Regions from separate parts of the Mus musculus genome. Here regions 2, 3, 4, 5 and 6 are each linked to region 1. A link is a loop called in an ENCODE intact Hi-C map of the cell type or tissue named here. Cell type or tissue: heart. All regions are shown on one strand. Links, peaks and the distances in the headings refer to the core of each region. The heading gives the core; the rest is flanking DNA.

Region 1 (4,999 bases), core at 300-4,299:
CATGACAGTTGTTGTGGCTGCTGTTTCTTTTCTTAGACTCTTCCCAGGGGGCTGCAGCCTCCAGTACTTGCCAGTAATGCCCAGGAGCTGCCTGTCTCCTCATGGCTGGAGAAAGTGTTAAAGGGGAACCCGTGAGCTTTGGGTCATCTCATTTTGCTCACCCCAAATCATACTCCATATACTTCTATGAGTTTTGCATGCGTGCACACAAACACATAGATTGTGTCTCTCTGCTTATATATGGGAAGAGAGAACATGTGTGTGCAAAACTAGGTCATAATGATTAATTCATTTAATATGGCATCGATCTTCTCAGTAAACCTTTGCTAAAACGCCACAATCTAGGGCCAGAGAGATGGCTCAGCGGTGGAGAGTGCTCACTGCTCTTGCAGAGGAACTGAGTTCGGTTGCTAGCACCCTCGTTAGATATCTCGCAACAGCTTCTGTCTCCAGCTCCAGCAAGTCCCATGCCTTCTCCTGCCTACTTGGCTACTGCACTCATACATACACAGGCACACACACTCACTCACAATTTTAAAGAAGAATCTTACAAATAAAGAGCCGTACCCTAGAGGTCAATAGTCAAGCCAGCGCAGGCACGGTATGCATGTCAGTTTTAAAAATTTTTTACTTTTAATTTGACCTTGAAGAATGACCTGTGCAAACTCCGGCTGTTCCTGGAGGAATTTGAGGCCATCTTCCTGAGTTTTATGTTATTATTGATCATACCACCACCCCTACAAAATGACACTTCTCAGTGGAGAATTTTTTTTTTCCATTTTAGTTCAGAACATTCCTCTATTAGTTGGGACTATTTTGTATGCTGCAGACATGTTGTGTCTTTGGCCCTTGTCAGCTCAGGACTGGGAATTGAGTCTAAGTCTATATGACTAAAACACAACCTGACTCAGTTAGTGGCCAGAATGAACCATCCACTCTTGACTTAAGCTAATGATGAAATGATCGCAGACTGTTCTGCACCGATAGGCTGGAGTATGATAGCTGTGTGTCCAGGCTGGCCTTGGACGGCCCTGGGGAGTGCTGCGTGTTTACTCGCGGTCTTCTCTCACAGCCAGGAGTATGCTTGCTTACATGATGAATCTGCCAAGTTACAGTGTGAAGCCCTGCTGCAGAGCAGTTACTGTCCACATTCAGCTCAAAAAATATTGATGAGATAAAGGTGCTGTGTGTCCAAGAGAACCTGATCCGCCCACAAGGCTGAAGGCCACCTGGCACTGAAGGCCTGGAGGACCCCTGGAGAGCCGGTGGCCTTCAATTGAGAGGCTGACAAAGCTGGAGTCTGATGTCAGTAAAGGGTGGTGGCCCAGCAGCAGTGGCAATCAAGGCATTCCCAGGAAAAAGCAAAGACAGGCAGACAGCCTCAATGCCTTGTCCTCAGAGCTCTGTATATGGGAGCCACCTACTGAAGAGTCCTTCATCCTTAACAAAGAAGGTCTTCTCTCTTGGCACTTTCTGGAAGTATTTTCAGAGGTCTGCCCAGAGGTGTGTCTCTTAAGTTAGGCCCATGAGCCCTCACAGTCCTGCAAAGGTCATTCCTTCTGTGCATCAGCGCATGGAAGGACTCCTGCAGGAGCCGAGCCTGGGCAGCGGCGGGAATCTGGGCCTCAGCCTTTCCACCTCAGGCCTGCAGCATTGAACGTGGCTTCAGCTGACCCCCACGAATGCCAAATGCTGTTTCTAGATGGATTTTTCAAGTGTTCTGAGCAGGAAGTGTGTCCTGTGTTGAAAGCCAAGATTCTTGCTATTGTTTTGTTGTTATTTTTGGCTCTTTATGGGATTGGGGCTCCTTTCTGGGTAGCTGTGTCTCAGCACATAGCTTTCTCTGTGTTGGCTGCACACAAAGCGCTTGGATCCAACCATCTGGAAGACCAAGAGATTCACAAGGTGTCACTGTCCCTTCCTCCGAACCCTTTACTGTCATTCTGACCCTGCTCACCAGACCTCACAGTGGACAGAAGTTCTTCACGAGGAGTGGCGTTTGGTTTCACATATTTAAAATCAAAACTATTCTGAACAGATGGGACTGGAAGTATGTCAGAGATCAATACAAGCTACTGTAGAGAATTAATCTAAACAGTAGTACAATTTATTGGGTGCTCTCTCTGTGTTAGGTCTGTGCTGGGCATTTTCACGGATAAACTCCATATTGATGTAACTATCATTAGCTCCCTCATTGTAGAGACATAAAACTAACACTTGGTAAGAAGTCCGTAGCTGCTGAGGCTGGGGAGATTGCTCACTCAGTAAAGAGCTTGTCGTGTAGTCATGGTGACCTGAGTTTGGATCACTAGCACCCATGTAAAAAGCTAGGCACAGCAGTGGATGCCTGTGAGCATTGCACTGAGGTGCAGAGACAGGAGGATCATTGGGGCGGTTGGACAGCGAGGCTGGCTGAACTAGATCAGAGACCTTGTCTCAAAAATCAGATAGGAAAGTGACTGAGGAAGGCATCTAATGTTGACACATCCACAGTCATAAAGCACACAGACACTGACCATCTGAGGTAAGATTCAAACTTAAGTTGGCCTATGCAGAGCCTGATGCTACAGCATCGCAGCGTCACAGAACACAGGAAGCTGTCCCCCTTCCCTCCTGTGAGGTGTATAGCCTCCTAGTGGCTCTGCTTGCCAGAGGTTCCACGTGGGTCACAGGTACACTGGGCTCCTGCCTGAAGTCAGAAAGTCTGGATATGAACAGCTTATTATGCCCTGCCTTTATTAAGTTTATTGGGATGTTTGAATGCTACGATGCTCATGACTAAGGTCTTCATAATTGTAGGGTCTGGTGGCTTTTATTGTGGATACATGCCTGTTTCTATGTGCCTATACACAGCATGGACACAAACACACACACACACACACACACACACACACACACACACACACACGGAAAAGCTCATGCTGGGTGTATAAGCTAGTCTTAGGACTAGGACTTCTGAATTGAACGGGACCTGAGAGATCATCATTACAGATGAAGAAATGGAAGGCTGATGGAAGGCTTCTTGTTCTTCCCAGGATAAGCAAGATGGCTTTGGGGTTTAAGACAAAACTCAAGGGCAGACAAGGGCCCAACAGGTCACAATATTTTAAGGTACTATTGGAAAGCTGGAGTGATCTGGTTAGACCTAGTTTGGACATGGAGCCAGACAGGAGGAGAAGGTTCCAGATGGCTGAACAAGGCTGGCAGGAAGGGTCAGCATCTGAGAGCTTCGGGATGCGAGACAACCTGGTACTGTTCCTCGTTGGATGGCCACCATTTTCTTCCTCATGGCCCAGTGTTTTGTGGCTTCTTACTTGTGGGTCATTGGGCTTTGCTGTGTTCAAGGAGGATGGTCTAAAAGCATGTATTTGACATTCCCCTAAAGGAGGAGATGGTCTAGTGGGGAGGCTGTACTCACTCCACCAGTCTGGGTGAAAAAAAGGCCAACGTAGGATTTTGTCCTCTGTGTCGCCTGAGACCTGATGGCTGGGGAGACACTTGGTGGGCAGGTGCTGGCTATGTAAGCATGAGGCTCCGAATCCTCACAAGAGATGGGCATAGCCCCACTGCTAGGGGAAAGAAGACAGATTCTGGGGCTTGCTGGCCAGCTGGCCTAGCCACTCAGGGAGCTCCTGGTTCAGTGAGAGATCTTGTCTCAACAACATAGTAAGATTGAAAAGAGGGGGGGGGGTGGAGAGGAAGAGAGGGAATCACTAAGCATCCACTTCTGGTCTCCAAAAGCATGCATGGGTGAGTACACCCACAGACATGGCATGTGTACAAGCATGCATGTAACACACATGCATTTGCACACACGTACACACACACACATGCATGCATAAACACACAGATGCATAAGCACAAGCATGTGCACAAGCACACACATGTATACACACACACACACACACACACACACACACACGAGTGACTTGAGTGCAGTTCTATCCTGCTTTTGATGTCTTCAGACTTCCCATCCATCAGCTCTTCCCTGATGGTCTAGTTGACCCCTTGCTCACTTTTTTTGATCGTCCTGCAAACGCTGGGCCCCAATCCACACAGGATGAGAAGGTCGTGGTGGACAGTCTAAGTCCACAGCTGAGAAAACAACTCACAGCACACGATGGGGATGGGGGTCAACTGTGTCACCTGGCTTTATGGAAGGGAACATGCTATTATGTTAATTACAGTGTCCCGGCTTTACTGGGAGCTGAAAATAGATGTATGTGGCTTCTAGGGACAGCCACTGACATTCCTTTGGCTTTTTCTGCTATGTGATTTTTTTTTTTTGAGCAATCTTTGCTTTGATTTAAAATGCTAAAAGGCTACCAAAAGCTGTGCTGTCTCAAGCATGTTGGAGGACAGCTTCCTGGGTCACTCCAAAGTCACCTTTGTCATGTCCATGGCTCTGTGCTCAACCATGAAGTGCAGTGGAAGAGAGAACAGAAGAGGTGGCCCCACCCTGCGGACCTTTATTCCAGCCTTTTTCTTCTCTGAGCTCTTCACATCTGTTAATGAGGAATCATGCACCACAGCCTGGCGTAGATGGGCCCAGGAGAGCTGTTCCCTGGAGGAGGCATTGGGAGAGCTTCAGGCTGACTCTGCAAGGAGGAGAGAGGAATTAGTGTGTACTGAGTTCCTGCCTGGAGCTCCTCTGAGCCCCAGACTTTTGCTGATCACAGCAGAAACTCTGGAAGGCAAACCTGGATGAGGAAGGATTTGTGAGCTAGAAACTGATCCACATCTGTCCATCCCCAGTTCCCAGCTTCCTGTTATATCAACATACAATCGGTGCCAGCCAGGAAGGATGACTTTCCCCTTTCTCAGGGAGAACATCTTGGGAGAGGGTAAGGTGAAGGGGAAAGGACAAGGCCACCTTTGTGACAGCCGACCTCCCGCAGGCCTCTTGTGCTTATATTCATGGACTCTAACACCTTTGGTGACATCACCATGTATGTGAGGTGTGATGTCCAGGAGCTGGACTCTGTGGACATGTGTCTGT
Region 2 (4,999 bases), core at 543-4,542, 110 kb after region 1:
CTTAACTGTCAGCTGACCATATCTTCCAGTTACCTAAGAAAGGAGTCTCCATTGATGGGTTTCTCAGGTGTGACTGGCCACTGGGCATGGCTGTAAAGGATAGTCTTGATTCCAGAGGGCTCAGCCCACTATAGGTGGCACTGGGAAGGCGGTCCTGGGCTGTGTAAGAAAGCTAGCAGAGCCTAACCCTGAGAGGGAGCCAGCCAGCAGGATCTCTCCAAGGTGCCTGCTTCAAGTTCCTGCCCTGACTTCTCTCCAATGACTGTCTGTGACCTGGAAGTGTAAACCAAATAAACCCTTTCCTCCCAAGATGCTTTTATCAGCGTGTTTGATCAGAGCAACAGAAAGCAGGACAGCATCCTAGGTCAGGGTTGAGTCTCGGGACTACTGCTCACCAATTCTGTAACTCTGGATGCTTTTCCTTGTCCCAGTCTCTGGATTGGGCAATTGGATGCCTTGGGATTCAGGGGCTAGCCCTTCTCTTTAAAGTTTTTGTTTTAATTTTTATGTTGTAAGTAAGTGTTTTGTCTGCATAAACACACATCACATATGTGCCTGGTTCCTGCGGACACCAGAAGATGGCATTGGATCCTCTGGAACTGTAGTTAAAGGTGATTGTGACTCACATGTGGGCACTGGGAACCAGGCCAAGTCTTCCACAAGAGAAGCCAGTGCTCTTATCCGCTGAGCTGCCACTCCAGAATAATAAGAGAACAGGGCACTGAAAATCAGTTTGATAAGGGGGGCTGGGGAGGACCCAGGTTCAATTCCCAGCAGCCACATGGTGGCTCACAGCTCTGTAACTCCAGGATTCAAGCTCTATACACAGATATACATGCAGGCAAAATGCCAACAAAGGGAAGGAAGGAAGGAAGGAAGGAAGGAAGGAAGGAAGGAAGGAAGAAAAAACCAGTTCAATAAATTTTATAATAGTAAAATCTATATAGAGGACTGGAGAGACGGCCCAGGGTTAGAGGACCTATTTCTCTTCCAGAGGAGTTGGGTTTGGTTCTCAGCATTGACATCAGGTGGCTCACAGTTGCTCATAACCTTAACTCTGAGGACACCGCAGGCAGATGGTATGCATAATCTCATTCAGGTATACACACAAATAAATCAATCTTTAAAAGTTATGTGCAACAGGAAACCAGCTTTTACATGTTGCCCAGCCTCTGCCAGCAGAAAACAATTCAGGTTTCTGACCAGATACTATTTCCTTAAGTGGTCTCACCCTTATCCTTGCTACATTGTTTCTGTAGCTTCCTGAGGTCCGCCTGGTATGCGGGCAAACACAGTGAGTCAAACAGACGCCATACTGGAAGGCTGTGGCACTAAACTTCTACTTAGGAAAAAAATAAAGTTGACCTCAGAAAATAGTGACCTCCTTTGAATTCACCATGAGTTGTGTCAGGCCGCTGGGGCTGAGTGAAGTAGTTCAACTTTGTGATGGCTATAAGGGAAAAATTTCCTAGCTAAACAAACATAAAGCAAGGGGTTACATTTAGCTATTTCAGGGTGTCATTTTTCAAGCCCTTTAATGAAGGCTATGTGAATGTACAATGAATTAGACATTAATCAAAGCAGTTTGTTTTTCTTTTTTTTATTATTTCCTGTGTATGTGTATACATGTGTGTGCTTGTTTGCATGTATGTATGCATATGTATGCATGTATGTATGCATATGTATGCATGAATGCCAGAGGCCAGCATCCCAGATGTCTTTCTCAAATGACATCCATCTTTACTTTTGGAGACAAGGTCTCTCTTTGAACTGAAAGTTCACCAATTTCAGCAAGACTGGCTGTCCAGGAGGGTCCTGGACTGCTCCTGTGTCAGCCCTGCCCCTTCAGCACGGGGATTACAGATGTTCGCTTCTGTGCCTGATTTTTGGAGGCTGACCTCAAGTCTTTAGGCTTGCACAGGAGATACTTAACTGCTATCTCCCTCACCCTCAGCCCTAATTATGAGCTGAGAATCTGGAGCCAGCAAGGAAATGGGGCCACTGAGTAGTAGGAGGGAATGCCTGTGCTGTGTACTGTAGATAGGGTCCCACCTGACTGGAACTTTGCTTTGATTGGAGGTCCTCTTGTGACTCCAGAGAGAGGCTGACTGCAGATCAAACTTCTAAGATAGGGAGGTCTGGACAGACAATCTGCTGATTCGATGCCATGTGGGGTTTGAAAGCTCTGCTCCAGCTACAGGCCCAGGTTATCTCCCAATTCGGAGGTTTCCCTACTCCTATCAGAGGGGCTACAGCAGTTGAAGGGGATGATTGCAGCCACAGAAAGGAGGAGTTTTTAACGGACACTTGCTTCACAATTCCCTAAGCCCTGGGGGCCCTGGCCCTCCACGGAGCAGAGCTTTATTTACCTTTCTGTTTCATGATGGAGAAAACATCCCTGTGCCAGCTCTCCACCCTCCAGACCCAGTCAGACTGCGGTGGTGGGAAATCTCTGGGGAAGCTGGCTTTGCAACTGTGAAGGAATGCCTTTGTGAGAGAGGATCCTGCCCTGTGCACAGGCCAAAGGGGCTGCAGAGTGGAATTTTCTCTCTTCCCCTTTCTGGCAGGCAGACAGACCCTGTCTTCAAAGTTCGCAGGAAAGGTATGTTTTGACAAGCACACACATACTGCTTCAGAAAAGCCACAGAGGCAACGCCTTTGTTGCCCCAGAGCCCACTCCCTTCCACGCAGGAGGTGAAGCCCTTTCAGAAGCCGCATAATGGAAACCGAGCCTGAGTTTGCTTGTACTGTTTCCCCGAAAGTACATAACTTCCATTCTGTGGTTCCACACAGCACATTCGCCCTCCTCACAAATGCAAACCCTGGCAAGGCTGTTTGTCCAGCCAGCCCGGGACTGGCAGGGAACACGAAGTTTGGCAGGACTCATGAGGCGTCTTTCTGTAGGGCTTTGGTTTCCTGGTCAGTTGAAGCTAGTCCAGTTATTGTCCCAGTGTTCTGCCAGATAAAACATGGGGGAGGGGGGCTTTTCTAGAAGCCTGGCCTTGTGACTGTGGGATGTGAGGAGGGATCATGAGCTGAGCAGAGAAGTAGGAACTCAGGCCAAGGCCCAGGAGTTCTCTTCTCCAGCACGGGCTCTGACTCTGCTCTCTGGAATGTAGACCTATGCCTGACTCACGGCTGGCGCTGAAATTACCTTCACCTTCACACAAGGCTGTACCCTGTAATAGTAGTCCCTCTCAGGGACATGGGGTTAGCATGGTCAACAAATGAATCCCACCTGTAATATAAAGAGATCTAGCATATTTGGAGCCCTGGGTTCGAATCTCAACAATGCATAAACTGTGTAGTGGCTCATGTCTGTAGTCCTAGCACATGGGAGGTAGAGGCAGATGGATCAGGAGTTCAAGACTATCCTTGGCTATGTAGGAAGCTCAAGGGCAGCCTGGGGTGCATGAGACCCTGACCAGAAGCAAATAAATGAAAGAACAGAGAGAGAAAAGCAGCCCATGCAGAGAACCACCCAGGAGCAAACATGAGGTCCAGATCAAGAAAGACAGACCCTGTCCCCTCCCAGCAGGATGGAGAAAGACCCTGTCCCCTCCCAGCAGGTCCCCTGGGCTGCCTTCCACAGTTCTCTGACTTACAGCCACTGGTTAAGAGTCACTGAAACACTGTTTCCAGAACGTTCTCTTTAAACATACATTGTAAATTCTCAAGAGAAGCCAGGGTGGGTTTCTGTTTTGGGACCTTCCATAGAGTAAAGGACCTCGTCCCATCCTAGATTGGCTACATTCTCATGGCTGAGCAGGGGTGCTAAACCCTGAAGCTAGTGGTGACTGATACTTAAAAGTTTGTAGATTCTGTCTCCCTGGACATCACAGCAGCTATTGGATATGGGATCCCAGGGCCCGAATGTGATTTTGTAGATGTGAGAAATGCTGGAAACTCAGGGCTCATTAAACATCAGTGCACAATATTGTTGGGCTTTTTGTTGTTGCTGCTGTTATAAACAACATCTTTGAAAACCTTATACAAATACCTGTATTCAGCCCTGCAGAGGTTGTGGGCAGGAACTTGGTTTCCTTGGAGGTGAAAAGGAGCTACCTGCTGTGGATGTGACAGATCCTCCAGTCTGCCCCAGCATCTGCAGTCTGACCTAGCCAGGCTGCTCCTAACCAATCTTTTCTCTCCCTAGTCATGTGGCTCAGAAATCATTCCCAGCTTTCCCCAGGGACACACACACTGCTGGCCTCCTGTCTATAAACTCCTCCCCTCTTTGAGAAATCTTACTGCCTCTTATCTGTACAGCTCCAGCTGGCTGGTTGAGCTAAGAGCAGAGAGGTCACTCTCTGAATAGATTATGTAGTTCAGTCTTGAGTAGATCGAGGCTCCTGTGTAGTGGGTTTGTGGCCCACCACCCTACCACACCTATCCAAGTCACAACAGCAGGAATTGGACACTGAATATTCCTGAGTCTATATGCCTATGAAGGCCAACTTTATACACTTATATAGTTGTAGATATGTACGTGTGTATGTGTGTGTGTGTGTGTGTGTGTGTGTATACCACATAAAGCCACAATAGCACTACCCCATTATTTTTATTTGTTGTTTATTTGTTTGTTTTTCTAGACAAGGTTTCTCTGTGTAGCCCTGGCTGTTCTGTAACTCCCTCTGTAGACCAAGCTGGCCTCAAACTCAGAGATCTGCCTGCTTCTGCCTCCACAGTGCTGGGATTAAAGGTCAGGGCCACCACAGCCACCACCACAGCCCGGCTCAATGCTACTCCATTCATATCATGGTTATTTTTAGCTCCCTGAGGTCATCCATGTGCAGATTTAAATTCAAAGATTCTTATCCTTATTTAGACAGGTTTTTGAACCAATCACAAAACAGCTCTTTCCTGTATGCTTTTATCTTCCCATGTAGTATTTCTCAGATAATTTCCCCTTAAAAACAAACAAACAAGACAAGACAAGGCTACCCTGGGAGACCTTTCCCTGCTGCTAAACTGTGTTAGCCGCTTTTCTCCTGGCTGA
Region 3 (4,999 bases), core at 327-4,326, 210 kb before region 1:
CATTAGATCTGAACTCTTCAGAAAGGAATTATTTTAATACAAGGGAGGATTTTCACAGTCTTTGATTCAGTCAACAGCCTTTTTTTTCTGTGTGTGTGTACATATACTTGTGTGTGTGTGTGTGTGTGTACATATGCTTATGTGCATGTATGTATGCATGCTCATGTGTGCTGGGCACACATGTGTTAGGTGTGGGTGTATGTCTGTGAGCATGTGCAAGTCCAAGGTCAGCATCAGATGGCTTCCTCCATTGCTCTCTACCTTATTCCCTGATGCAGGGTTTCTCAGTTGAACTCAGATTGATTGCTTACTCCCAGAATCCTCTTCTCTCATCTTCATGTGCTGGGATGACAGGTGGGTCACCACACCCACTGTCTTTTACACATGATCTGGGATCTGAACTGCTGTCTTCATACTTGTGTCCACACACTCTGACGTCCCCAGTCCCCCAGTCAAGAGTCATTCCAGCTTCTGGACTCTAGTTCTGCGGGCACTTTCCACAACAAACCCAAACATTTGTGCATTTTTGGTTCCTTTCTGATGGTCCTAACACACTGAGTCTTTTGGAAGCTGTTAGCAGTATCCCAAGCCCCTACTGTATGGAGAGGTTAGTATATAACTCATGACACATGGAGGCCATTTACCCGAGTGTCTGAGAAATTTTCCTTTCCTTTTTTTAACTGTAGGGATAGGATTTTTAATTGCAATAGGAATGATCATCACAAGAAGCCAAGCAATGTAGAAGTGAGTAGTAAAACTACCCACCCCACCCCCAACACACACACATACACACACACACACACACACACACACACACACACACACACACACACACACACACACTGTGGCATTTGGCCTATTACATTTGATCTGCCTCTGTCATTCCCTTTGCAGTCACAAGCTCCTGGGTCATGGGTATGGGCACACTCTTCTCTGTACTTGCTCTGTATTTGAGTATTATGAGCTCTTTGACATCTGCATCTGGCTGCCAGTCTTGTGCTTCTCAGTGGCTGAATGGCATCAGTGTGAACTTCAGACGCTCCTAGGGTCGTGTGCAGCACATGCTCTTCTGAATGCCCGCAGTAACTTTCTGGTGCTGCCTTCAGGCTTCGGCACACTCCGCGTTTGCATCAGCTCCCACAGTAAGACAACTGGCAATCAGTGCTTTTAATGACTACTGATCTGGTGGGGCTCAGTTTCTGCTCGAAGTCTGCAGTGCCCCCATTTTTCTACTTTCCTCCCCTAACTGCAGCTTCCGACTCTTCTTAGCTCTGCTATTTATGGATGAAGATTCAGCTCAGGAAGCTGCAGTTTGGATTTGTTGTTCTTCATGTTGTTGTTGTTGTTTTGTTGTTTTTGTTGTTGGCTGTAGCATTAGGAAGGAGCACACAAACTCAAAATACACAAAATTCAAGGCATTAAATTTGACAATGTGGAAAATAGATGAAAATAATAGAAAAATATAAATTGCCAAATTTGGCTTCAAAGTAAGTAAATATCAAACTCCAGAAGGCCGGTCTGTGAACGGCACCTACTCCATCTAGATCATGTGGCTTGTGATATAAGGATCTTTATCTACTGAGCCCTCTCACAGGTCCCAGTCAAAACAGTTTGAAAAGTTAAATGTTGGTTTCTCGGTACACAATCACCCTGTCTGTGTTCTAGAGGTCCTTTTTTCTTAGAAATCACCTTTCTAAGGACGGTCTGTGATAGGAAACAGAGTATGATTTTCCCTGGCTGAGGAACAGAGAGGTGAGAAGCAGTTAGAGCCGCTGCGCTTCAGAAGAGTTAAACACTAGCATCCCCTGAGTCACGACTCAGGAAACACGACTGTATGACCTTGGTGTGTCAGGGGGGCTCTGGTGCTCAGGTTCCTGAGACACCTGAGGAGGAGAGTCTTCCTGGAGGAGGGGAAGCAGAGAGCAAGATTAGGGGAGATAAAGGGCAGTGACCCTAAGAACTGTGCCACCCCCCTCACACCTCTTACTTGATCTGGCCCAGCCCTGTCTCCTACAGGGTGCACACTCCTGCAATAGCACCACCTACTGGGGACTAAGTGTTCAACACAGGAGCCCTTGGGGACAGATTCCAATGGGGCATTTTGCATTGTAAGTGCTGATGTTCAAATATTGCCATGTGGTTTACAAATGAATCCTAGATACTAAAGAGACAGGCACCCCCTGTGTAGCCCTGGTGATCCAGAACACAGAGCCAGTGGCAAGGCTCCCAGCTCATTGTGCTAAAGTGATAGCGAGTTTCCTAGCCTACTTACAAACGTCTCTCAACTGACGACCATTTGCATTTAGGATGAAGATGAGAAAACTTTAAAAAGAAAATCTAACCCAACAGAATAGTGAGGGACCAGTGTCAACAGGGAAGGAAAGTTTAATCCAAGAGCTCAAGAGTAACGTAAGCCCTGTGATCATGAGCTAGGATTTTGTGGAAATGAGAGAGAATAGAAATAAGATCAAAGTCGATGCCACTCTTCATTTTCCTTAACAACAACAACCACCAGCATATGTTTTCTCTGTTTTATATCCATGGGTGGTTTGCCTGATGTTTGTCTAAGTCTTTCTTCTGATACACATCTGCAGCCTGTGGGTGAGGCTGGGGACGTTTTCACATGGTTTGTCAAGAGTGTCACAGCACCTAAGGCCTCTGTAGACTGTCCTTCAAATTCTACATAGTAAGGACCAGGCTTCCTGAATTGTGTATGTGTGTTGTAGTGGCCTGTGTCAATCTCACACCCCTGACCTACACCGTACCACATTCTTCCCTAAGGATCCGGAGCTGAGAAGAAGCCAGAAGGTCCCACAGAGCAAAGCATTCCTCATTCCTGCCCCTTGTGGTGACACGCTGTTGAGGACCCATGACAATAACTGTGACATGTGACACTATGATAGGAAGGAAGGGTTTGTTTTGTTCACAGTTTGAGGGTGGAATTTGTCATGACAGGGAGCAGCGTAGTCACACTGTAGTAGAGCAATGGATGCTGTCGATGCCGACAGATGCCCATGGACGCCTTTTTGTTCCACTCGCCTCCTTTTTATTCAGCTCAGGACCCCAGCCTAGTTGGTCGGTCCGAGGATCCTGGCCTGTCCAGTCCCCAGTGCGCCTTCAGGAATGCCGGCCTCTGTTCGTGCTTTCTCTGCCAGGCCGGAAGGATGTCACGTCTGGACAAATCCTTTCCCTTTCTTCCTGGTGATGAGTTTCAGGGATGCAAGCTAATTGCAGTCTCTTTCCTTACCACTTCCCTGTTAGGACCCTGTCCTTCCTGCTCCTCCCAGCATCCCTCACTTCCTTTGCAGGCTGTGTTCCTGAGGATGTGTGTCTGGGCTCTGTCTCCTCCTCTTCCTTTCTGTGTCAACCTGGGTGGAGCCAGTGAGTGTTCTATTGTCTGTGCCATTCTGGAAAGTGTTCAAAGGACTAATTAGAAGCCAGTAATTGTGTCATTTCAAGAGAGGATACAGAGATCAGTTGACAGGCAGCTTAAGAAGTGCATGTCACCCAGACGTGAGGACCGTGGGTTATAGCCTCGGGAGCGCTCACAGGAGCCATGATTACTGTGAGGATGAGGATCGTGGCAAATACTTGTAAAGTGGGGGGAAAATAAAATAAAAACGCCAAACCCAGTTAATCCAGGTTTTCGCGTGGAAACTTCTTTGTTATAAGTCAGTGTTTGATCTTTAAAATAACTGTTGACAGGCTCATCCCTGAAGCTCCAACCCTTCTGTGTTAAGGATCTTTCAAAGGAGTTGTGTTTCCCCACCATTCCACAGTTGGCAGTGACTCTGAATGCTACCCAGGGCAAGCTGGGACCCATCTGTGCCACCTGTGCCTTCCGATTTGTCTTTGAGATGTTTTCAGAATCTGTGTCGTGTAGACTTAGAGTCACCGTCCCTCTAAGGATGTGCTGGGGTGGAGGTCCGGCACTCCCTCGCCTCTGGGGAGGGAGCAACGCTAGGATTTGGGGCTGGGGTGGGGCATTTCCACCACAACCTCACTGCCGATGGGGGTGGGCGGGGCAGGATGTGATGGATGGAGGCAAGGCAAGCAGCAGGCCTGCCAGCCTTGGGTGGAATCCTGTAAAAGATGTCCTAACAGTGCAGAGATCTGTCTCCAGGCACGGTTAGCAACATCAAAGGGACAGGAAAGGCTGCTGTGAAGTGGTTATTTTTGTTCTTTCTTTGCTAATGTATTATCTTCTCTGGAACTAAGTATCCCCATATAACGGCTGACAAAGCACTGTGGTAGGTAATGGAACTAAGTATCCCCATATAATGTCTGACAAAGCACTGTGGTAGGTAATAGTTTTAAAATAGAATACACAATGAGAAAGAGTTTTGATTACATTGTGTTGGATGTGTTGATTAAAGAGAAACAAATCCGCCACAACTGTGATTTTTAAGTTTAAAACAGTTCTTAAAATTCAAGTGTATGTGTCCTTAGAATCATATCCACGCTGCATGCGTATATCTGTTTACATCTCTTCCCACAAAGTATTCAAGGTGGCCAGTAAGAGCACTTCCAAGAAATGAGGCTGGCAGACTGAAAACAAGATGTCAAATGGGCGTAATGATAACATGTTTATCTTAAGTTCAAATCTAATTGGACATGGCTGAGTCTATAACTAAAGCTAGGAAGCAGTAAACAATGGCCATAAACCAGTTTCTGCATAGAATAAGCATTTGCAAAGGTGAGTGTTAATTGTCAAGGTGATAGAGCCTAGCAGCACTTGGAAGATGGTCCCTGGCACATGCCTGTGGGGTTATCATGATTGCATTAACAGAGGGGAGACTGCACACTGTGGGCGGCACCATCCCCTGGCTGGGATCCTGGACCTTGTAAATGGAGAAGGGATTTCAACAGCAGCAGCAGCCCTCTCTGCCTCCAGATTGTAGGTGTTGGTGAGCAGCTGCTTCAAGCCCTGACTGCTCTGACATCCGCCCTGATGGACTGGACCCCTGAGCTGTGAGCCAGAGCTCACAGAGCAAGTCTT
Region 4 (4,999 bases), core at 562-4,561, 71 kb after region 1:
CGTTTGTTCACATAAACCCCACAGTACAAAATGTTTGAAGTATATTTAGGGTCATTTTAGAAATGGTTGGAAATTCTGTCATCTCAAGCCAAATTTCATTTAACAATTAAAAAAAAAAATCAAACTCAAATCATTAAACAAATTTGAACAGAAAATTTAAAAGCCAAACGGTCTAACTCAACCCAATCCAAAATGGACTAATTTGATATGTGTTGAGGGCCGGTGGTGGAAAGATAAAAGCCTTAGCTTTTCTGTAACTAAGTCATTGTTTCCATAAAAGCAGAAAACTGTATCGTGAAAACACTGCTGCTGGAGACCTGAATGAGCCCAGGTTTCCCCAGCAGGATGTGAAGGGAATGCGCAGGACAAAGTGCATGCGCTGCAGTGAGGCCACATGGGTGAGCACGGCCAGAAGCGCTTTGTGTGTCTGATTCTGAGTTAGCTTTAGTCATTGCACATCCAGAAACCTTTTTCGGTACTACATTTTTTGTGAGTCCTGCATTCAGTCACCTGTGGGTCCTACCCCATAGTTGAAGAATCTTGGATTTAGGAAGCCATCGTGACGAGTGTGAATGGCGGCTGCAGCAAAGGTATGAAGAAGCTATCTGAATGTGAAGGTAATGGCTTGGTGAGTTGTTGGAGAACTTGGAAATGTAAATTCTGCTTATAATTATAAGGATGGGAAGCCGAAACCATCAGGAGCAAAAAGGATCAGTCGTGAAAAATGGAATCAGGGAGTGAAATTAAACCCGCTGTTACACGTAGGAAAACAAAACAAAACAAAACAAAACAAAACAAAACACCATTAATATGGAGAAGGTCATACAGAGCTGACTATGTATGCACTATGTGCCTAAGCTAGGCATGTTAGAGGCTGAGGTGGAGGATAAGGATTTTTGAGGTCACTTTGAGTCACTTAGTCCCTGTTTCAACAACAACAACAACAACAACAAATTAAATAAACACAAATTAACAAACAAAAAGAAAAAGGCACACACTCAGAAATATCCTGTCAAATTCAGATTATTTTTAAGAACAAGGGAGGAAATTGCAAGTCATTACACGGATAAAAATAAACAAAGTTGATCACAGCGACAGCTTGCTTTTTTTCTACCAACTCTAAGGATCAGAGGGAAATGGAACATGGTTACAGACAAGTACTGCTTCCAGGAAAGGTAAATGAAGAGAAGTTTCCAGAAAGACAAGGCTTTCTGAAGAATAGCGCCCACTTCTGTTCTTCATCCTGGTTTCTGAGATCCACAGTCTCAGAACACCATAGTTAGATGTACTGACTCACACCTGTACTCTCAGTACTTGGGAGGTTGAGGCAGGAGGATTGCTTTGAATTTGAGGCACACCTAGGCTAAGCTTGGGTACAAAGTAAGACCCTGTCTCAGTCACTCAGCCCTACCCAGGGAGGAGCAGATGCGGACAATGAAGGCCACTGGGACATTTCCCTCCCATTGTATTCTGTACAATAAGGATCCCTGGATCGGAGGTATCTGGACATTCAAAAGGGCCCTGTGCTGTTTGGTTTTGTGTGTCAACTAGACACAAGCTGGAATTATCACAGAGAAAGGAACTTCAGTTGAGGAAATACCTCCATGAGATCCATCTATAAGACATTTTCTCAATTAGTGATCAAGCAGGGAGGGCCCATTGTAGGTGGTGCCATCCCTGGGCTGGTTGTCTTGGTTTTTATAAGAAAGCAAGCTGAGCAAGCCAGGAGAAGCAAGCCAGTAAGAAACATCCCTCCATGGCCTCTGCATCAGCTCCTGCTTCCTGCCCTGCTTGAGTTCCAGTCCTGACTTCCTTTGGTGATGAACAGCAATGTGGAAAGTGTAAGCTGAATAAACCCTTTCCTCCCCAACTTGCTTCTAGGTCCTGATGTTTATGCATGAATAGAAATGTGCTTGAGTGAGTATGCCCTAAGGTCTCCATATCTGCACAGTCATTGTGTCACATCTGCATGGGACCTGGGTGCGTTTTCTTCAACCAGTAGTGACCATCAGCTATGTGCCAACCATTTATAGCATATGCTTCAAATCAGGACTCTGTGTATATACATCTGTGTATGTGTGTGTATACATAGAGAGTGTATATGTGTACATATTCAGAGTGTATGTGTATATATATATACATTGGATGTGTGTATACATGCACAAAGTATATGTATATGTGAATGTACATATACAGAGTATATGTGTGGGGTGTATATATACAGAGTGTATTGTGTATATATACAGTATATGTGTACATACAGAGTGTATGTGTGTGTACATACAGAGTGTATGTGTGTGTACATACACAGTGTTTGTGTATGTGTGTGTACATATGCAGAATGTATGTATATATGTGTACATAGGCAGCGTATATGTGTATTCATGTATGCATACAGTGTATGTCTGTATATATAAAGAGTATATGTGTATGTGTGTACATATACAAAGTATATATCTGTGCACATGTACAGTATGTATGTGTGTATATATAAAGAGCATAGATTTGTCTGTACATTTAAGAGTATATGTCTGTTGGATAGTTTCATACTAATTTTGATCACGTTTGTCCTTGTAACTCCTCCCAGATCCCCCCGTACCTTCTTCCTCCCCCCTCAACTTTCTGTCCTCATTTTTCCCCCATCAACTCCAGTTTGTGCTGTCCATATCCTCCTGTGTGTGGGGCCATCCCTGGAGTGGGTACACCTACTCAGGGACATACCCTTAAGGGAAACTGACTTTCCTCTGGAAGCCATCAACTGTCCATAGCTTCTTTGTCAGGGTGGGGGCTCATGAGCCCCTTCACCAGAATGGTGAGTGGGCTAGAATGTAGACTGGCTTTATCCTGTTCGGGTGACCTCAGCTGCTGTGAGTTTACCAGTACAGTGGCCCTGCCGTGTCCAAAAGACACTGTTTCCACCCTGTCTTCCTCCCAGCCTCTGGCTCTTACAGTCCTACCCACCTCTCCCTTGAGAGTCCCTGAACCTTGGGTTATATGATGGGGGGTTTGAGGGATGGGGGTATGGAGGGTGAGGGGGTTTAGAGGTATGGGTGGGCAGGGTTAAGAGGAGTGGAGGGTGAGGGGTGTAGGAGATGAGGGTTGGGGGATGTAGAGTAGAGGGTGGGGTGGGGGATGAGAAGTGGGTTTTGGGGTGTGGGAGGGTAAGGAGTGTGGGACTGTGGGTGGGAGGAGTTGGAGGGTAGGGGGTGGGGGCCGGTAGGGGTATGGGGTGGGGGTGTGATGGGGTGAGAGGGTGGAGGTGAGGGGTGGGAGGGTAGGGCTGGGGATGGGAGGGTAGGGGTTGGGGAGTGGGAGGCTCGGGGTGAGAGGAGATTAAGACTTCTTGAAGTTCTCCCCCTGGTGATTTCTCGTCTCCCAAGAACTTCTCTGTGACCCCACATTGATACATACATGAAGTAGATATATAAATGAAACATTTACTGATAATAAACCACAAAGCGATTTATTTTAAAGCAACTTGTTGTCATACATTTAATCTAATATATTTGGAGAGGAGAGCAAATTTGCATATTAATGAGACAGAGGGCCTGCTTGTCTAATACAATGCAATCTAAAAATGTGCTTCTCTGCTTAGGAATGATGATCAGAAAACTCCATAAGCTGGGTGTGGTGACGCACGCCTTTAATCCCAGCACTTGGGAGGCAGAGGCAGGCGGATTTCTGAGTTCCAGGCCAGCCTGGTCTACAGAGTGAGTTCCAGGACAGCCAGGGCTACACAGAGAAACCCTGTCTTGAAAAACCTAAAAAAAAAAAAAAAAAAAAAAAAGAAAAGAAAAGGGGGTGGGTGGGTATGGGGGACTTTTGGTATTGCATTGGAAATGTAAATGAGCTAAATACCTAATAAAAAATGGAAAAAAAAAAAAAAGAAAAGAAAAAAGAAAAGAAAACTCCTTAAGTCCTTGTTCTCCACTTGCAGACGTTTCTGTGAGGGCAGAGAACTTTGTGTGTAAAGTATAAACCCCTTAGCTCATAATATGCAACCATCTTAGACCTGAGCTGAGGCGATTCAGGCTGCATTCTTGGTGCTGTGTGGTGTGAAGGTGTCCAATGTTCATGTCACGTGTTCAAGGCTGCTGTGACTTCACACAGAGCAACACTGAATGAGCTGCCGGGTGCACCCTGGATTTACAGTAGATTTTGAGTTAATGTTTGTTTGTTGGGCACTCTGTTTTGTGACCCACCACAGTCCTCTCGCAAACCCAAGTTTAAGGGGTTTGTGTCAGACCAGGAATCAGCAAACCTTTTCTACAAAGAGCCAGATAGGAGATATTTTGGCTTGAGGGCCATGCAGTCTGTCGTAGCTACAGAGTTCTGCTGCAGCAAGAAGTTACAGAAGACATGTAAACAAGGGGTGTGGCTGTATCTCCACAAAACTTTATTTAAACAAGTAGTGGCTTGGATTTGACCCATGCACCATCCACTGTTGCAGCTGAACCCTATCGGTTGGAGATTCTGAAGAAGTTCACTTCCCAGGCTCCTATAGGGAGCCTCCTGTTACCCTCCACAATTCAAAATATCTCCTCTTATTTTAATTCAATGCCTATACATTTTGTGGGGTGGATGCTGGTATTTAGGGCCAGCATTCACACAGCTGGGTTTCAGCCATCGGCAGTAGCACTGCTGGCTGCAGACAGGACCTGTGTCTTGAAGCCTGTGCCCACAGGCGTACAATGCCCCTCACAGGACCACAAGCATACATGGTTCTCTCACAGCACCTTCTGCTAATGACAATCTTCTGGTACAGTGCTGGTGGGAATGTGTGCCCGGCTGCCTGACCACATTTCAGACATTCCCCAGGGAGCAAAGCTCCTGCAACTGGGCAGTAACACAAACATCAGCTCATTTAACACATTTCCTGCGCACACAACAGCCAGCTTCAAATTGTGGGTGGGAAAGGAAGGTGTAGACAATTGGAGGAAAACAGAGAGGCATGAGGCTGGGAGGAATCCCACAGTAGAATAGCCTAATTATAGTCTCC
Region 5 (4,999 bases), core at 454-4,453, 63 kb before region 1:
CCTGAGCAAGCAGGTTTCAGGCTGGGGGAGGGGAGACTACACCTATGTGCAGCCCAAACACCCATACACATAAAATAAAATAATCGAAATCAATTGAATGTATTTTCTTATTACTTGCTTGTCTCCTCCCCTGCAGGTCTCCTTCTTCTCATGAATGAGCTCCACCCCCACCCGTTTAACCTATATGTTCTTTTTTCTTTAAACTAGATTCTACATATGAAAGGAAGTGTGGTATTTGTCTTTCTGAGGCTGGCTTATTTCACTTAACATGATGATCACTAGTCCCATACAATTCCCTACAAACAACATAATTTTATTCTCTATGACTGAGTAAAACTCCGTTGTGTCAATAAGCCACATTTTCTCTATCAATTCATTCTTGATGGGCAGCTAGACTGAGTACATAACTTGTCTATTGTGAACAGTGGATGCAATGATACACACAGGCATATTCATATCTCTGTGGTATGTTGACTTAGAATCCTTCAGGTATATATCTAGGGGTAGTCTGAATTAATTCACATGGCGGTGCTCTCCCTCTTTCTGTCTTCCCCATCCCTTCACTTCACACTTTCCATACTGATTTCCATAGAGCTATACCATTTGTAACATTCCTACTTTCAGGCCATAAACCCCACCTCCGCTCTGGCTGCCCAGGCCCCACCCCTTCCCCTCACCATCATTTGTCACTTGTTTTCTCAGTGATGATTTGTGATGTCAACTTAATGGGATGTAGAAGCAGCTAGAAGATATGCTCCGGATGCCTGGGAGGGCATTTTTGGTGATTTACCCATAAAGGAAAAACCCACCCCAAATGTGGGCAGCACCATAGCATGATCTGCATAAAAAAGGAGAAAGCAAGCATTCATCTCTCTGCTTCTTCCCTCAAGATGAATGTGACCAGTGGCCATGGACCGTCCTTGAGCCAAACCTTCTTCCTGGAGTTGCTCTTGTCATGGCGATGAGGAAATTTACTTGAGAACACAGTGGCCATTCTGACTGTGGAGAAATGGAACCTCGATGCTTGATTTGTGTTTTCCTGGTATATAAATATGTTGAATATTTTTCACACACTTACTGGCTATTGCAATAAAATATCTGGATGCAGGTTGGCTATATTTGGAAGGGGAAAGTAGCAGACCTTGTTTACCAACCCAGTAACGGCTCCTATCTGCCACTTGAGCCCACACTGAGCAAGGCCCACCTCCCTTGAGCTATGACATAGTTAGACCAGCAAGACAAAAAGGTTGCTTACTGGAGAACTCCATTTAAGCCACAGAGAAAACCGGCACTGTGTTTGTAGTCCTCAGCCCACCTTTAACAGGGGCGTGACACCAGGAACCTCAGGAGCTACATTATAACCGCAAGGCAGAGGACAAGAGAAAGCCAAAAGCATTGGCCTCGAATCTGAAAATTTGTCACTGGAGTAACCAGTTTCTATTTGCTTGAGAAACATCGGACTTCAAGATCCCGCTCCTGGTACTCTTGGGGAAGAGCGCTCCAAGATGGTTGGTTGGTGGGGATTTTTCCTCCCCTCCCCCTTTCTTCTTGTTTGATTCGAGATTTAGCCCAGAACAAGCAGCAAGGTATCTGAGAATTGACTGAAACTATCTTTGTGGCTCTATAGTGCCTGAGAGACCTAAAGCAGACACTTAACATATATACTATTGTGTTACCTTCGACCTTTCTGCTAGACAGAGCGCCACAGTGGTGTACCGTCACACTGTTACGGCAAAAGGGGGTATTGAGGTCTAATCAGTTCAGAAAATACACACAGCTAACAAGATTTCATTACTGTGGGAATCCTCACAGCCTTTAGTGGGCAGGCGGGCTGGAGAGAGAGCCATACTCCCAGGCCTATATGACCTGCAGCTAGCTAGTGCTCTCCCAGAGGACCAGAATTCCAATCCCAGCACCCATTTTGGGTAGATTCAAACCATTTGTAACTCTAGCTCCAGGGAATCCAATGCCCTCTTCTGGCCTCTGAGGGTACTACACTCATGGGCACACACAAACAGATAGAACATCTTTTTTTTTTTAATGGAAAAAATAAGCAACGCATTTATTGCTAATTGTTATGGTGTTAAAAACACACTTCTGAGATGTCTAATGTTTAAGCATTTGCTTCCCAGCAGGTGGCGCTGTTTGGGGGGGGTTAATGGAACCTGCAGGAGGCGGGGCCTCCTTGAAGGAAGTGAGTCCTTGGGAGCTTGGCCCTGTTTCCTGTCTGGTATCTGCTTCCTGTTCCATCGGGGTATGAGGAGGGGAGGTGTACTATCTACACACTCCAGCTGCCACAGAGCTCTCTCTCACACACACACCATGCGGTCCCTGCCGTGATTGGCTATATCGTAGAGGGTGATCCTGAATAAATCCTCATTCACCCGCCCTCCCTGCCCCCAGTTGTTTTTGTCTGGCATTTTGTCACAGTGTCAAGGAAAGTGGCTCTCACGGATGTCTGTGTGAAGCAAGGCACACCAGGCCCTTCCCCGCGGGCTTAGGATGCTTCCAGAACATGTAGCTTCCGGTGGGTGGAGAACAGCGGAGGAGAAGCGCATTAGCTCCTGGCTGTGTTGGCCCACCACACAGACTTTGCCTGGCTTACTATGCGGAGACTGGAAACAAGAAGAAGGTGATCTGCCTGTGAGCTGTGTTGGTGCAGTAGTGGCATAAAGCTCGTGGGAGAAACCAGCCAACATCTGACTGGATTTAAGGCCACTCTGTGAGATGGAACCCATCCCTGATGCTGCTTGGCTGGCCAAGAACCTGAGACTGGACAGGCCAGGGACCTAAGGGAAAATCAAACACTACAGTTCTCCTTAAGGAGCATACCGATGAAATGACTCCTAACAGCATTCCACCATGCTCTTTCCTTGTATAGCCACCACTTGCAGCAGATGGGGCTAAATACAGACACGCACAGTCTCACCTTATGCAGAGAGTGAGAGACCTTAGAACACTCAGCCCTAACCATGGCGTCTATGTTTTCAACCCTCAGGGCTCAAGGAACCCTGCACAGGGGACAGTGCAAAGAGTGTAGGAGCCAGAGGGGACAGAGGACACCAAGGAAGCAACACGGCAAGACCCCGAATGTATGAACTCACAGAAACCGTGACAAAAGGCACAGGGCCAGCATAGTCTGCACCAAGCAGTCCTGGAGCCGAAGGGACAAGTGGCTACAGCCACCATCCCTAACCCAGCAACGATCTCCAGCTGATAACCACTTGCAGATGAAAATATGCCTTTCTCCAAGGGAGTCTCACTGGGGACACAAACCACTCTTAAGGGTAGGGTTCATGTCCACAAACTCAGTGGTGTCTTTAGAGGTTGTCTCCTAAGGTTGAGTCTTTTTAAAAAATATTTTATTTTACTTTGCAGGTCCTTTACATATATGCTACGGCTTCCAGTTTTGTGTTAATGTGTGCCAATGTGTGTGTGTCTGTGTGTTTCTTGTGTTTTTTTCTTGGGCTTTTTCTTCTGTTTGTGTTTGTCCTGTTCTGATTTGTTATTGTTATTTTATTTTAACCATTCCTTAGATTCCTGCTTGCTTTCTAAGGAGAGACAAAAAAGATGTGAATGGAAGGAGAGGTGAGGAGGGGTTTGGAGGAGTGGGGGGAAGGGAGAGCAAGAGGAAACCATAATCAAAATGTATGAAAAAAATCTATTTTCAATAAAAGGGGGGAAAAGGAGAGAGTATTGAAGGTTGTTCACGGTACCACCCTTTTTTTACAAGGTCACATTTCCCACTGAGTTATAAGTATCTCAGCAGTCACTTGTGCTGCCTGCCCCCCCCCCCATTCACTGTATGGCAGTCACCTGTGTTGCCTGCGCCCCATCACCCTCCCTTTGATAACGGAGCTCACTGACACACATCCCACCTTCCACTCTCAGGTCACATAGTGACCGACCTGCCCAGTCACAGCTGTGTAGCTTTCCTCTTGAGTCTCACGTAAACATTTCCTAGCATTGAATCGCAAGCCACCTTTCCACCCTACATCATCATCATCGTCATCATTGTCGTCGTCATCGTCATGCCCTTCCCTGAAGACAGGAAGGCCACCGGAAGCTCTCAGGAAGCACAGGAAAGAGACAGTGGCCGCTGCTTCTATATATTTACATTTTACTGAGGACTGCGTGTCTCGGTGAGTCAGTCGAGGCACACCCAATCCTGCTATTCTAAAGGACTACTGGGTTTCCCACTGGGTCACCCCAATTAAACCTTCCGTACTTACCCCTTCCTGTCACTCTTGATACTTTCCTGGGCCCATACTCTGATTTCTCTTCCCTAGTCGTCCATTATCTTCCACCAGGACTCCCAGATGGGACAAACTGAGACCTATTCTACAAAGCCTTTATGGTATAGGGTATCCAGCTACCTGTGAACAGGTGGGAAGGCTGTGACTATACCTATCCACAGCTGGCAGGTGATAGCCTCACCTCTATGCAAAAGCATCCTGTGTACTCTAATATTTTTTTATGCCAGTTGCCAGCCCATTCCTAAGGAGTATATTTCAGAATCAGGTGTTAACAAAATAATGAACAAAATCAAGTATACAGTCAGCAATTATCAGTTTCCTTTGATGAATCTGCCCTAGAGTTTACTATCACCAATCTGATGTAAAATTAAACAGAACAAAAGAGCGCCTTTGGGAGGGGTATAAATCAGCATTTTAAAACAACCGTTTCATCTACTCTGGGCCTTTACTCTGAATGCATTTACTCTGAGAACGGTGGAGCTCAGAGAGTGACCCTGGCCTGGAGGTTTGGTCGATGCTATCTGGGTTTGGTGAAAGGATCCAGGCGGCCTGTGGGAAGAAGCATGTCTTGGTCTCAGAGAGGTAGCTTGAATCCACACCAGCTGGTCCCAAATCATGTCTGCAGCACTCTTGTGGCTTTTCCAGGGACTTGGAAGAGCTTGGGAAAGAGCCAAGAGCAGTTCCGCGTCTCCGCACCTCTGCCCTGGGCCGGCTACAGGGCTCTCTTGTGCTGCTTCTTGGAG
Region 6 (4,999 bases), core at 345-4,344, 160 kb after region 1:
ATTTACCAGCCAAAGAGGAGAGTGTAGGAGAAAAGCAGAATTTGAGCAATGTGAATGAATAGGGAGAACAGATACAAAGGTCCAGTGGACCCCAGGTCCATCTTTGTGGTCACCCCAGGTCCTTCTTTGGGTTGACTCCAGGTCCATCTTTGGGGTGACTCCAGGCCCATCCTTGGGGTCACCCCAAGTCCTTCTTTGGGTTGACTCCAGGTTCATCTTTGGGTTGACTCCAGGTCCATCTTTGGGGAGAACCCAAGTCCTTCTTTGGGGAGATTCTAGGTCCTTCTTTGGGGTGACTCCAGGTCCTTCTTTAGAGTGACCCCAGGCCCTTCTTTGGGGTGACCCAGGTCCTTCTTTGGGGTGACCCCAGGCCTATCTTTGGGGTGACTCCAAGTCCTTCTTTGAGATCACCCCAATTCCGTCTTTAGGGTGACATGAGCTTTAAGTAGAGGAAGAAGAGGAGAAAAGGTGTGTAGCCCTGGGCCAGGCGTGACCCTGATGATCACCATGCCAGCTGTGGCTCTAGAAGATGATCATCCAGGGTGTGGCCTTGGCTTTGACTCCTGGATAGCTGCCTTCTCCTGGGGTTTCTGTTCTTAGAATCCAGGGTAGATATAGATCCAGGTTAGGACAGTGACTTATCCTTGTTTTTTAGTCCTGGAAGCAGGCTGAACTATGCTAGGTAGGCAGACACAGGCATTCCTGTGCTGAGTCAGGCAGAGCTCTGAACCAAAGCCAGGGACACAGACAGGGAATGAAGGCAGAGATGGCAGGCTCCGCCCTTTTGGTCCAGGTGAAGAGTCAGCACTTTTAATCAAGAGCAACAACTAAGGGCCTCTTAGAGAGATCTGGGTGAAGTTGACAGAGTGCAGGGCACTCAGAGAGGGGAGGAGAACCATCTGAGTTGTGAGTGCAAAAGCAACTGAGATTCTTGCCGTTTTCTTTCCTGTGCTGCTGTGTTTTAAGTCTCTCTCTCTTGTTGGTATGAAGGATGCAACATTTCTTCAGGGGTTTGGGTATCCACAGTTCGCTCCCACCTGCCCTGACAGCACAGGCTTGCCATTGTGTGAATGCCAGCTTACTCTCTGCAGAACCTCACACGGCTGGCATCTAGGAACAAGAAATGGAGCCAACAGCTTTCGGCCGATGAGAGGTGGAGTTGGTAGAGGAAGTCCAACTTCTTGTGTTGGTTGGTTGGGACCCTTCACAGTTGTTCCCAAGACAGCAGCAGCCTCACTTGGGAACTCACAGAAATGGAAGCTATCAAGGTCCGCCACTACATACTGACTGAATCAGAAACTGAAGCTGGGCCCCAGCAGACAGGGCTCCACAGCTTTCCAGGCAACTCTCCTGCGTGTGCAGATATAGCCGTGCATGCTGTTTCCCAGAGTGTCCTTGCGGCTCTAGCTGCCTAGGGCTAACCTGTTTATAAATGGAGTGTGTGCTGTTCTGACCACAAGTCTCCAATATCATCTTACTCGTGAGAAAGCAGGGAAGGTTGTATTCTGGAGAATGCGTGCGTGTTTCTGCTGGTACCATATACAGAGTTGGTACAGTCTAGAGATGGAGTATTTTCCTATCTATGAATATTCATCTATCTACAGTCACACGCATACATAATTGCTTATTTACATGCAAATCCGTGGAGATCTGCATTAGATAGAAAGGAATAAAAAAAAAGTTAGCTGATTGTTGTAGAGTTGAAGCCAACAAGACTGCAAGTGTCTGACCCCATACCTGGACAAAGTACACACTCAATGAAAACAAACATAAATGCCCACGGCCCTTCAGAAGGGTGACATGTAAAGCATGTCTGGGATAGCCCCCAAGCGAAGGGGCCTAGGAACTCCGAGGAACAAGAATGTCTCAGACACAGATTTGAGGGAGAATCTGGAGCTATGTCTCGGCTCTCGCCTTCAAAATCAACCTCTGTGTTCCGCCTGTGGCCTCTGCCACAGAGCTAAGGATGTGAGAGGCACCAGCTGGCCTGCGCCTGTGGTGACCGTCCCCACTTTTCCTCTTTGCATCAGTAAAGCATCCCTCTACCCAGGAGGGGAGTGAATCTATTGCTCTGTGGGCAGATGGCTCTCTCGCTTCTGAGAAAGTAGGCTGTTTTGTTACTCTTCTCGCTACTGTGGCAGGAAGCAACCTGAGGGTGTGCTGTGGCTCACACAGCCTGCCAGCCTGATGGCGTCAAGAACCACCTTCAGACAAACCCCTCTGAACTTCTGTGAAGAAGTTTCTAGATTATTTACTTGAGGTGGTACTACCCAGCCTAAACGTGGGTGGTACTGGGATCCCTGACTGAGTACAAAGATGAAAGCGCTGAGCACAGACGTGCACGCAAGCGTGTGTGTGTGTGTGTGTGTGTGTGTGTGTGTGTGTGTGTGTGTGTGTGGTGTGTGTGCGCGCGCGAGGAACCAGGAATCCCCACTGGCTGCAAACTTCAAGGCTGGGTCCCCAGTGAGCATCTCTCCCGAGCATGGAGAAGGCACAGAAGGGCCAAGCCTCTACTACTGCCTGCTTCTACAGGAACCGCTGGAGGGAAGTGAAGAGCAGTGTGTGTAGATGCCGCCCCCGTCCCAGGCCCCGCCCCCTGCATGGCCCCAGCTAGTGACTTGCAGCCGGGACAGCCAGCCTTCTGCATCCCGGCAGGGTGCCGGGAAGTAATTCACTGCAGAGGCTCCTCCTCAGTGCAGTTTCCTGTGGCCAATTATTTTGGGAACGAGGACTGGAGGTTTGGGTGGAGGAGGGGCAGTCAAGGGCCTGGAAGCAAAAGGGCATGAGGCTGATCCGGCCTCCATGCCCTGATGTAGAGGTAGCCTCCACCCTCCACACGAACACAGAAGCGTCACATGGACCCGCATTGTGTGGCTTGGAAGTCCTCCGCTTGTACACCATCCCTCCAGAGTCAGGAACCAGACGCTGGAAGGCAGCCTTTTAGTTTTTTTTTTTTTTTTCCACTATGGGAGGAATGAAGCGGGGAGGAGGGGTCCACACACTCACACGATCCAAGTAGACTTCTCCTAGTTTGTTTTTCTGACACATTGGAAACCGCACAGTGCAGAGAAAATTCGTCTCACATGCTCAGGCCTGCTTTCCCGGAACGCATCCAGAGACGGCTGTGTCAACACTGCTCAGCCAGCCAGCCTCAAAGGGATGGGCTCTGTCAAGGAAAAACTCAACCCAGACCCTGGCGTGAGGGGGCGGCGGGGGCTTTGTGTATCCTTTAAAGGGAGAGTGGGCCTCTAAGCGGACCAGGCACTTCCCCCACCACGCAGTTGTCCCCACACCACCCCTGTATCGCAGGGGTTCCCCGTCCCAGATGGTGCTGAGCTGTGTGTGTGTGTGTTCAGCTGCTCTGCTTCCTCTGAAGCCACAGGGAGGAACCGGAGAGGGAGCCAGGAGGATGGAGGAAGCCTGGGTGGAGGATGTTCCTGGTGGCTAGAGCAGCTAGGTACCACACTGGATGCTGATTTGGATGGAGAGGAGCCTCAGAAGTGAGTCCCCAGAGTTTGAGATCTGGACGTCAACCCTCAGTGTTCAAGACCCAGATGTAACACCACCACCTCCCCCCACACCCCACCACCAAGTGTTAAGAGACCTGGACCTAATTCCCACGCTGTTGTTTGAGATGCAGATGTAACCAAGCCCTCTCTTAAGAGACCTAGCTGTAAATCTCACCCCAACCTAGCCCTAACAGATTCAAATGCAAACTCTCCCCTACTCATTCCCCTATTCACTACTGTAAATTCCCAGTGTGAGATCAGGTGTAAGCATCGGGTGTTTCTGTGAAACTGGAGCTTCCTCTGCAGACGAGAGAGAGGAGCTGCCTCTGGGCAGCCAAGGTGTGGGGCCATCATGGCTCACTGACCGTGGCTTCTTGCTACCTGCTTGTCCTTGGAGGCCTTCTACCTGTGGCTCGCTTCTTCAGACACAGTTTGTGGTTCTCAAAGCTGCCTGTGTGGTCAGGAATGTTTACAGTTTGGGATTTCAGTGACCACAGCCTACCAGGAACAGCAAGGAAACCCCTTGTTTCTCTACCATAAAGTAAGTTCCACTGAGCGCCATTGCCCAGTTCCTATGAGGGCTACGGTCGTTCTAGGGTTAATTTAGGATCTTGAGCTCTGGCCACAATCCAGATCCTAATGACACTGTAGAGTTTCTTGTCCCTCCTGGCTCTCCCCTCAGTCTTGAGCTCTCAGGAGCAGGCATGAACCGGTCAGTGGGGTTGCGGAGAGCAGAGGTAGTGGAGCGGCTTCCTCTGCCTTCAGCATCTGTGTAGTGGTGGTTGGGGCCTTCAGCATCTGTGCAGTGGTGGTTGGGGCCTTCAGCATCTGTGTAGTGGTGGTTGGGGCCTTCAGCATCTGTGCAGTGGTGGTTGGGGTCTTCAGAAAAGCTGGCTGGGAATCAGTTTGGCCACAGATGCCTGGGCTCTCGCCTCTGTGTGACCTCGCCCTGCTGGTGAATGTCTCCCTGAGTTGCTTCACTTGCCTGCGACTGTGGAGACAGTGTGCCAGCTCCCTCTACCATTGCTGAGAAAGTCAGCTCCCTGCCCCTCCCCATCACTGCACTGCCTCCACATAACCTGCTGGATACAGTCTGGCACAAAGGTAAGAGACTTACCTCTGAAACAAAAGGATTTTTCTCTTCCCTCAGCTCTCTCTAAAGTCAGGAGAAACCATCCTATCTCTCATCCGCCCTCTGACGACCATCCATAAAGCCCTAGCCTGTCACATATATGCTTGAGATTCTGGCCAAACCCTGACATCCATGTGACATGTAGTGGGTCCCCCCACCCCCACCCCCAGACTCCATTTCTTCAGTAATGGAAGGGGAGTCTTTATAGATTAAATATAATCCAGTGATGATTCAAAGCCCCATGTTGGCTTTTGGTTCTGATCTCACGAATTAGAGCCGTGAACAAGCTCTGAAATTGACCAATTCAAATTTTACCTGTCCCTTCCCCGTCTATCCCGTCAAAGACATGCTAATTTGA

The links. Hi-C counts contacts between places; a loop is a spot of excess contacts. Peaks named below come from ENCODE experiments on the same cell type or tissue, not always from the same donor. Only the 100,000 strongest peaks of a DNase experiment are listed, where the experiment ranks them.
Region 2: a loop joins it to region 1, with 5 times the contacts of the local background. A loop is called at or near these places in 2 of 42 quality-filtered maps.
Region 3: it touches region 1 in a loop (10-fold over the local background); 2 of 42 quality-filtered maps call a loop at or near these places.
Region 4: it touches region 1 in a loop (3-fold over the local background); 9 of 42 quality-filtered maps call a loop at or near these places.
Region 5: a loop joins it to region 1, with 4 times the contacts of the local background. A loop is called at or near these places in 3 of 42 quality-filtered maps.
Region 6: it touches region 1 in a loop (3-fold over the local background); 3 of 42 quality-filtered maps call a loop at or near these places.

Annotation. Positions count from the first base shown.
Region 1 is chr9:120,849,428-120,854,426 of GRCm38, reverse strand. No RefSeq gene overlaps it. Among named protein-coding and RNA genes, the nearest start is that of Gm19385, 15 kb to the left of the region's middle. In heart, for the core only: a CTCF peak has its summit at 1,867; DNase peaks (open chromatin) are centred at 1,206 and 1,716; H3K27ac peaks cover 432 bases.
Region 2 is chr9:120,737,370-120,742,368 of GRCm38, reverse strand. No RefSeq gene overlaps it. Among named protein-coding and RNA genes, the nearest start is that of Gm39458, 64 kb to the right of the region's middle. In heart, for the core only: no CTCF peak of the experiment used is centred there; DNase peaks (open chromatin) are centred at 2,478, 2,968 and 4,178; H3K27ac peaks cover 2,864 bases.
Region 3 is chr9:121,056,594-121,061,592 of GRCm38, reverse strand. The region is part of intron 34 of Ulk4 (unc-51-like kinase 4); the gene reads left to right. Among named protein-coding and RNA genes, the nearest start is that of Gm34945, 82 kb to the right of the region's middle. In heart, for the core only: CTCF peaks have their summits at 2,052 (motif pointing left) and 2,860; DNase peaks (open chromatin) are centred at 3,252 and 4,002; H3K27ac peaks cover 283 bases.
Region 4 is chr9:120,778,528-120,783,526 of GRCm38, reverse strand. No RefSeq gene overlaps it. Among named protein-coding and RNA genes, the nearest start is that of Gm39459, 53 kb to the left of the region's middle. In heart, for the core only: no CTCF peak of the experiment used is centred there; no DNase peak of the experiment used is centred there; H3K27ac peaks cover 623 bases.
Region 5 is chr9:120,912,470-120,917,468 of GRCm38, reverse strand. It overlaps 1700020M21Rik (RIKEN cDNA 1700020M21 gene), which reads left to right and starts at 2,219. Exons shown (of 3, transcript NR_040742.1): 1 at 2,219-2,254; 2 at 2,999-3,287; 3 at 3,379-3,695. In heart, for the core only: a CTCF peak has its summit at 2,098 (motif pointing right); a DNase peak (open chromatin) is centred at 2,428; H3K27ac peaks cover 1,023 bases.
Region 6 is chr9:120,689,391-120,694,389 of GRCm38, reverse strand. No RefSeq gene overlaps it. Among named protein-coding and RNA genes, the nearest start is that of Gm39458, 16 kb to the right of the region's middle. In heart, for the core only: a CTCF peak has its summit at 2,540; DNase peaks (open chromatin) are centred at 2,669, 3,129 and 3,279; H3K4me3 peaks cover 1,586 bases; H3K27ac peaks cover 2,570 bases.